2 separate regions of the Homo sapiens genome follow, and region 2 is linked to region 1. A link is an interaction called in ENCODE POLR2A ChIA-PET data of the cell type or tissue named here. Cell type or tissue: Panc1. All regions are shown on one strand.

Region 1 (4,000 bases):
AAAAGGTAGCGATTGCTCTCTGTGGCTCAAACCTGGGTTTTCCAGAGCTCGGTTTGGGGTTGAAAGCAAATATGATGCACATGCGCTGTGGACTGAGATGATTTGAGGTCTCCATGGCAGAAAAGTAACTGAAACTCGCCATCAGTCCCAGCAGCCACTATCTATCTTTAGGCTGTTGACCAAGACAGAAGGGAAATCAGGGATCGTGTCTGCAGCCGAAGAAAGAAGATGCAGGCGATAGAGGAGGTGGAGAAGGAGTAGCTGCCCCCTCTTTCCTACCTGATCATCAGAGGTAAAGAATTCCAGTGCATAATTTCATCCCCATTCCTCCCTCATAATACATAGATTTCCAGCCTCCACCATTTCTCCATCACTCCGTTCCCTACTTCCCACCTCCCCTCCATATCACAGGTTCACATGGGTGACTCAGAAGTCATATCCACATCGTCTGGGTCTCAGAATCCTCTCTGTGCTGACATCGGAATATCTACGGTGCAGTTTCCTGACATACTGTTTGCCCCAGCCTTGCTCCAGTCAGTCACGAAGACTGGGTTTGAAGGTTGCAGACCAGAGTATTAGCACACTGAAGAATTATTCCTGACACACAAAACCTTACCCTGATCACCTCTGAGAGGTTGTTGACCCCAGGAATGGCCAGAGTATTATGTGTTCTTAAAACGGAATATCAGTTAGTTGTCCCAAAGAGGAAAGAAAAACCCATACATGAGGAAGGGTGGCCCCAGGGTAGCGGAAGGTCCTGGGACCCTCCACTGTAGTGAGGGCGGCTGCTGGAGCCAGGCCACATCCAATTCTCCTGGGGCCCCTGTGCACAGTCTCTCAATTCTGAAGGGTGCTTCAAAGCAGGTTCCACTGGGTCTGGATTACTGGGGATCCCAATGGCTTCCTGCCCTACCCCACCTCCTGCTCCCTCCAGACAGCCCTCAACAGCTCTCAGCCTGCACTGGGCTCTTCCCTGGAGTCTAGTTTCAGGAAGACATGAATTTGAAATCTGCATGACCCCTTGGATTAGTTACTTAAAACCTCAACTTCTCATCTGTGAACTGGGGATAAGAGTACTACCTATCCAGTGGTTGTGCTGGTAAACATTGAACAATAGCTCTCGAATAATGAAACCAACCAATCAACGAAAAGAAACCTCTGATTTCATAGCACTTGCCAATTTCCGTGGTGTACGTACCTCCACCATGGCCAATTTCAAGCTGTTGCCATGATGTCACTGGATGTGGAGCTGGGAAGAGATAGACATAATCGGCTCTTGTGAGCTGGCTCTAAGACACCCCTCTTTCCACGCACTGAGGTTACTGGGGTAATGCACAGGCAGTACTTACAGCGCTAGTCCAGCGCCTGGCACACAGTAGGTGCCCTTATTATAGTTGTGCCTCACACCAGCCAGGGCTTTTAGCTTGGGAGTCTTCTTGCCTTTCAGAATGCAGCTAATGGATCCTCTCTTCTGGGAGGAGCAAATTGCAATGATTTTTAAATAATATAAGGCTGTCATTCCTGGCTCCAGATCCACTGCTCTCAGCATCTTCTTGGAAATAGCTCAGAGCCCAGTGCATATGCTTCAGGATGGCATTGGAGAGGAAATCACTCCCTGCCACCACAATGCTTGAATTTTATGGTCCTTAGAGCCACACTAAGCTGCCTTGGCCAGTATCACAGTACTTTCGCTAATACTCTGCAATATACAAAACATTGTTTGACTTTTAGCAAGCTCCTAATGTGTTTGTTCCTTTCCTAAGCAACAGCTATGCTGCTGGCCGTGTCTGACAAAGAAACAAAGTCACATTGTTCAAAGCAAACAACTCCAGTATCAGTTGGAACAAATAGACAATCACACTCCCAGACCTCAATCTCCAAGCCCAGCTGGACTAAGCAGAGTGAAAAGGCTCAAGGCCACAAGGCAGCAAAACACACCTTTATCTGCTTTCAAAAGGCCTCTGTCAAGCACAGTTTTTATGTGGATTTCCCCCCACCCCCGACTGTTACTAGTATCCTTTTAGAACCTGAAAATAGCCTGTCTTTCCTTACTGATGGGTTCTGTTCCAGGTGACTTTGATTGATTTATTTTTTTTCTCACCACCCCCTGTGTTTAGAGGAGGACAAAAAGGTTTGCTTTTGCTTCTCTGTTCATTTTTTAAAGGTCCTCCTAGTAAGACTATAGTTTCATCCTTTTAAACCCAGTTTCCCTATCTGTGGGACCAGGCGATCATTTGGATTCTTCTCCTGTTAGATCTACTACAATTCTGGAAGCAGTTGCCCCTTTTCTGGTCTCCTGCCACAAGGAAGCCTGGCGCTAATGGGCAGAAGGGTGTGTTGTGTGGAGGGGCTTTCTGCTACTTGCAGAAGTGCCTGAAGACTGTTATTTGCAGCCCTGTAGGTTCATGGTAAGAGACACTCAGAGGAACCTTCTAGAGAGTTCTCCTGCAGGCCACTAGGCCAGCAGAGCACAAGATCCAGCCGCCTGCAACCGTGGAGAGTCCCACCAAGTAGAAAGGGGTCGAGATGAAAATGAACTAGACTGGCCCTTCGCTGGCCCTGAATATGTGGTGTGGCCTGATGAACACATTTTTTTGTTGTTGTTTAATTAGAAAAGTAACTGGTTGCTTGGCAAACACCTAGTCAGGGGTTGCTCACAGTTGGGTTGGAGGCTGCTAACCTCGGTGCAATAGGGGAGTATCAGGGGAGCAGAATGGATTTGTCACTTTGAGAACCTGACCTAGGGAGAGACAGCCTTGCTTGAAGAGATTGGAAGGGTGGGTCCCTAAAGACTCCAAGGAGAAGGAGCTGTGTCTTGAGGAAACAGCGAGATGTCTCCAGGCCTGGAAGGATGAAGCAGGGAAATCCAGGCAGAAAGAGCAGCTTGGAGAAAGGAGCAGAGACATGAAGGGCCCACAAGCCTGTGTGTGTGGACATGGGCTTGGATTGGCTTATATCTACACTTCCTGAACAGAGAGCGGAAGAATGCGTTCTTATGAGATCACTTACTTATTAAATTATTGTCATGAGCTTTCTGGGGTTCTGTGGTAAATTCAAAAGGAGCATGAGGGCTGGGTGCAGTGGGTCACACCTGTCATTCCAGTGCTTTGGGAGGCTAAGGCAGGAGAATCCCTTGAAGCCAGGAGCTGGAGATCAGCCAGGGCAACATAGCGAGACCCTGTCTCTACAAAAAAAATTTTTAAAATTATCCAGGTGTGGTGGCATGTACCTGTACTCCCAGCTGCTGTGGAACCTGAGATGGGAGGATGGCTTGACCCCAGGAGGTTGAGGCTGCAGTGAGCTATGATCCAGCCATTGCACTCCAGCCTGGGTGACAAAGCAAGACCCTGTCTCTAAAAGAAAAAGGGGGAAAAAAAAGGAAAAGAAAAGGGGGAACATAAGATGACCCACCTGGCAGACACTCTTCCTTCCCTCTGTGATCCTTAAGGTCTTCACTTTCCTCCTTTAAAGACCTCCAGGGTCCAAAGGAATGAGTCTCTCCTTGTGACTCTCAACACCATTTTCTGTATAACTCAATTTGCTTTAACCGTGAATTGCAATATCTCTTCCATCATGGTTGTTTTGAACTGTTATTTACATTTTAATGTACGACTTAATTCTCTACTCCTTTTATTTTTAGATGAAGTCACTCTGTCACCCAGGGTAGAGTGCAGTGTCATGATCTTGGCTCACTGCCACCTCTGCCTCCGGGGTTCAAGCGATTCTCCTGCCTCAGCCTCCCAAGTAGCTGGGATTATAGACATGTGCTACCATGCCCAGCTAATTTTTGTATTTTTAGTGGAGACAGGGTTTCACCATGTTGGCCAGGCTGGTCTCGAACTCCTGACCTCCGGTGATCTGTCCACCTCCACCTCCCAAAGTGCTGAGATTACAGGCATGAGCCACTGAGCCTGGCCTCTCTACTCATTTTTAATCAACTCAATTGGAATAAAATTTACATACAATAAGATGCACAGAATTGAAGTGTGCAGTTTGATGA
Region 2 (4,000 bases), 330 kb after region 1:
GAGTTTGCGACCAGCTGGGGCAACATAGTGAGACCTTGTCTCTACAAAAAGAAAAAAAAGAAAAAAAATCTTGGTTAGTAATTGTCCAACTCAAGTTTGGTTTTAGAGAACAATAATGGTAATGTTTTTCGTGTACCATCTGTACTTCACTCTGTATTTTCCAGTGCCAGTCAAACCCGGTTGTGTTTTTTGTTTGTTTGTTTTTTCTTCTTCTGAGACAGAGTCTTGCTCTGTCGCCCAGGCTGGAGTGCGATGGCATGATCTGGGATCTCGGCTCACTGCAACCTCCGCCTCCCAGGTTTAAGTGATTCTCCTGCCTCAGCCACCCGAGTAGCTGGGATTACAGGCATCCACCACTATGCCCAGCGAATTTTTTTTTTTTTTGAGACGGAGTTTCGCTCTTGTTGTCCAGGCTGGAGTGCGAAGGTGCGATCTTGGCTCATTGCAACCTCTGCCTCCTGGATTCAAGTGATTCTCCTGCCTCAGCCTCCCGAGTAGCTGGGACTACAGACATGCGCCACCATGCCCGGCTAATTTTGTATTTTTAGTAGAGACGGGGTTTCTCCATGTTGGTCAGGCTGGTCTCGAACTCCCGACCTCAGGTAATCCACCCTCCTTGGCCTCCCAGAGTGCTGGGATTACAGGCATGAGCCACTGTGCCTGGCCTAATTTTTGTATTTTTAGCAGAGACAGGGTTTCACCATGTTGGTCAGAATGGTCTCGAACTCCTGGCCTCAAGTGATCCTCTTGCCTTGGCCTCCCAAAGTGCTGGGATTAGAGGTGTGAGCTACTGTGCTTGGCCCCAGTTATGTTTAGAGTACTATATTCATATATTGCTTTCTGTAAGAAATGGAATGAAAAAGTAAAAACTGAGAAAATGGCATCAAATGTTAGGAATTGATTGCTGTGATTTGAGAGCCCGTGAAAGATTACCCCAGGATTTGCTTCCATTGTAATATATTGTTATTTCTAGATCTGGGTGTGTGATGTTTGTCTAAGACTGATGAAAATTCGTTATTTATTCAGATAAAAACAATCCAGTTAGGTTGTTTTTGAGCCTGCTAAATCATTTCTAAATGAACACTCTAGTGTCTGAAGAACAGGTTTAATAAATCTGGAGACAAGTTAGATAGGAAGGGGTAGAGTTGAGCATGGTGCTCTGTTCCCCATGTAATGTTTAAATGACAGATACAGTTACCTGTCATTTAAAGCCGAGGTCAGCGGAGTGCCTGGTCTGCTTTCTGACCTTGGTGTGGATGTATGAATGACTACAGAACTCATGGAAGTCCCTCTGTTAAAACAGGAGTATTCATCATACTTTTATTTTCTGAAGGTAGCAGGTCAGCTTTATTATATAAAACCTTGGAAATATTTTTTATGCAACAATTCCCTCTCTGTAGTGTTGGAGTCAAGGAAGATGTCCCAGAGGAAATAGTATGTTATTGGTTTTCTAAAAGATGAGTAGAGTTTAAAGTGATAGGAGCTGGGTATGGGTATTCTATCAGAACAAAAATACATGTTATAATATATATTTAGCTATTTAGATAAGGGGTCAGGGCTAGACATGGTGGCTCACGCCTGTAATCCTAGCACTTTGGGAGGCCAAGGCAGGAGGATTGCTTGAGGTCAGTAGTTAGAAACCAGCCTGGGCAACACAGTGAGTGAGACTACGTCTCTAAAAAAAAAAAAAAAAAAAATTCAGAAAAAAGAGAGAGGGGTCAGGAGGGTCTAATCAGGTGACATTTGGGCTGAGCTCTGGATGAATTAAGGAGGACACCTGGAGAGGATGCTGTCTGGAGACCAAGCGAGGAAAGGTAGTGCTGCGTGGAGGACGAGGAGGTTGCAGGCCGGCTGTTGGATTCAGCTGTCTTGGTCACCTCGACAAAGGCGTTTCATGGTGGGATGAGAATCTAAGTAGAAACAGTTCAGAAGAAAATGGGAGTTTAGCGAGTGGAGACAGTGAGTATAGAGTCTCTTAGGAGTTTGCCCTAGAAAAGGGGGAATAACAGGGGTCGTTCCTGGAGGGGAACCTGGAGTTAAAGAAGGGGCTTTTTAAAGATGGGAGATAATTGGAGCATGTTTGTATGTTGAAGGAAGTGGTGCAGTAGAGAGGGAAAAGTGACAGGGAGAGGCCAGCAATAATCACATAGGCAAAATACTAGCCAGTTGTACCCACTGGGATGGCTATCAAGAAAACAAACTAAAAATAATGAGCATTGGTGAGGTTGTAGCAAAATTGGAGCCCTCCTGCATCACTAATGGGAATACAGAACAGTGCAGCTGCTTTGGAAAACGGACTAGAAAAAGCAAAATGCTTGTCTAGAGCAGTAATTCTTAAAGTGTGGTCTCTGGATCAGCAGCGTCAGCATCCCTGGGAACTTGTTAGAAATGCATATTCCTAGGCCCTGCCCCCAGTCTACAGAATCAGAAGCTCTGGGGGTGGTGCCCAGCACTCTGTTTTAATGAGCCCTTGTGATTCTGGAGCTGATACAGTTTAAGAACTATTGGTCTAGCAATAATGAAGGCCCAGATACAGCTGGAATACATATTTTTAAATGTTTAATTTTTGTGGGTCTATAGTAGGTGTATATATTTATGGGGTGTATGAGATATTTTGATATAGGCATACAATGTGTAATAATTACATCAGGTAAATGAGATATCTGTCACCTCAAGCATTTATGCTTTATGTTACAAACAATCCAGTTATACTGTTAGTTATTTTAAAATGTACAATAACTTACTGTAGACTGTAGCCACCTTGTTATACTATGAAATACTAGATCTTATTCATTCTAAGTATATTTTTATACTCATTAGCCATCCCCACACCCTCCCCCTACCACCACTACCCCTCCCAGCCTCTGTGGCAACCATCATTCTATTTTCTATCTCCATGAGTTCAATTGTTTTATTTTTTAGCTCCCACAAATAAGTGAAAACATGAGAAGTTTGTCTTTTTGTGCCTGGCTTATTTCACTGAACATAATGACCTCCAGTTCCATCCATGTTGTTGCAGATGACAGGATCTCATTCTTTTTTATGGCCAAATAGTACTCCATTGTGTGGAATACATATTTTTAATGAAGTCAGTTGTGGCTGGTGATTTTTATTTTCTTCAGTAGTACCTGGCCATGAGTTAAACAGACTAGTAGAGAAAAGATATTCTGAGTAAAGGAGCACACTGAGTGGAACAAGTAGAAAGACAGAAGAAGATTTTGAGCTGAAAGGGAATTTTAGAATTCTCAACTTCCAGTTGAGGGTGGTGACTTGGTGAGGTCCTAAGGGCAGCTTTCTTGACATGAAGATGCTTCTTCTGAATGCGTGAATGATCCACCCTACTGATTCCATTTTTAATTGCATTGAGGTTGAGCAGTATGTGAAACCTAAACACACCTATATCAGAAGAAAATTCTTAACAGAAATTATATAGAGATTATGAGATTTTAAACATCACTGGAGTCATTAAAATCTATATTAATTTAGCTATTGTCATGAAACTTTATATACACTAAAATGCAGAGAACGAGATTATGGAAGAAGAAAGGTCAGAGAAGTTATGAAGTAGATGAGGATCATCTACACTATGTGAAAATGGTTTTGGAGGTGGTGAATGACTTTTCACCTTTAAGACATTTGAGAATGTTGACATACTCTTCAGTGCCATCTTGCTTTATGGCCAAAGCACTAATAGTTATGGTGATAAAAGCAAACCTTGCAGCTGGCTGAATTTAGGCGGCACAAGCCATGAAAAGCCAGAGAGAGCTATCTGTTACTAGGAAAGGCTCAGTGCTGCCATTTTCTTGTGTCGAGAGACACGTCATGCGTAGAGATGCCTTGCACTGTCCATGTACTGGGGTGGCTTCTTAGTGGTGTTTGCATCAGATTGTAGATACCAGTATTCCAAATGTGAATATGACACGGGGGCACAAGGTGAGAAGTGCCTGTGAGGTACATGGTAGTATGTGGCAATATATGTCCAGTATCTCAATCTCTTTTC

What was found. ChIA-PET counts read pairs that join two places held together with the same protein. Peaks named below come from ENCODE experiments on the same cell type or tissue, not always from the same donor. Only the 100,000 strongest peaks of a DNase experiment are listed, where the experiment ranks them.
Region 2: POLR2A ChIA-PET joins it to region 1 with 5 read pairs; 2 of 35 experiments call an interaction of 5 or more read pairs at or near these places.

The regions. Positions count from the first base shown.
Region 1 is chr1:234,749,207-234,753,206 of GRCh38, reverse strand. It overlaps LOC107985364 (a long non-coding RNA gene), which reads right to left and starts at 1,264. Exons shown (of 3, transcript XR_001738532.2): 1 at 1,199-1,264. In Panc1, no CTCF peak of the experiment used is centred here; no DNase peak of the experiment used is centred here; H3K27ac peaks cover 3,986 bases.
Region 2 is chr1:234,421,446-234,425,445 of GRCh38, reverse strand. The region is part of intron 20 of TARBP1 (tRNA guanosine 2 -O-methyltransferase TARBP1); the gene reads left to right. Among named protein-coding and RNA genes, the nearest start is that of COA6-AS1, 50 kb to the right of the region's middle. In Panc1, no CTCF peak of the experiment used is centred here; no DNase peak of the experiment used is centred here.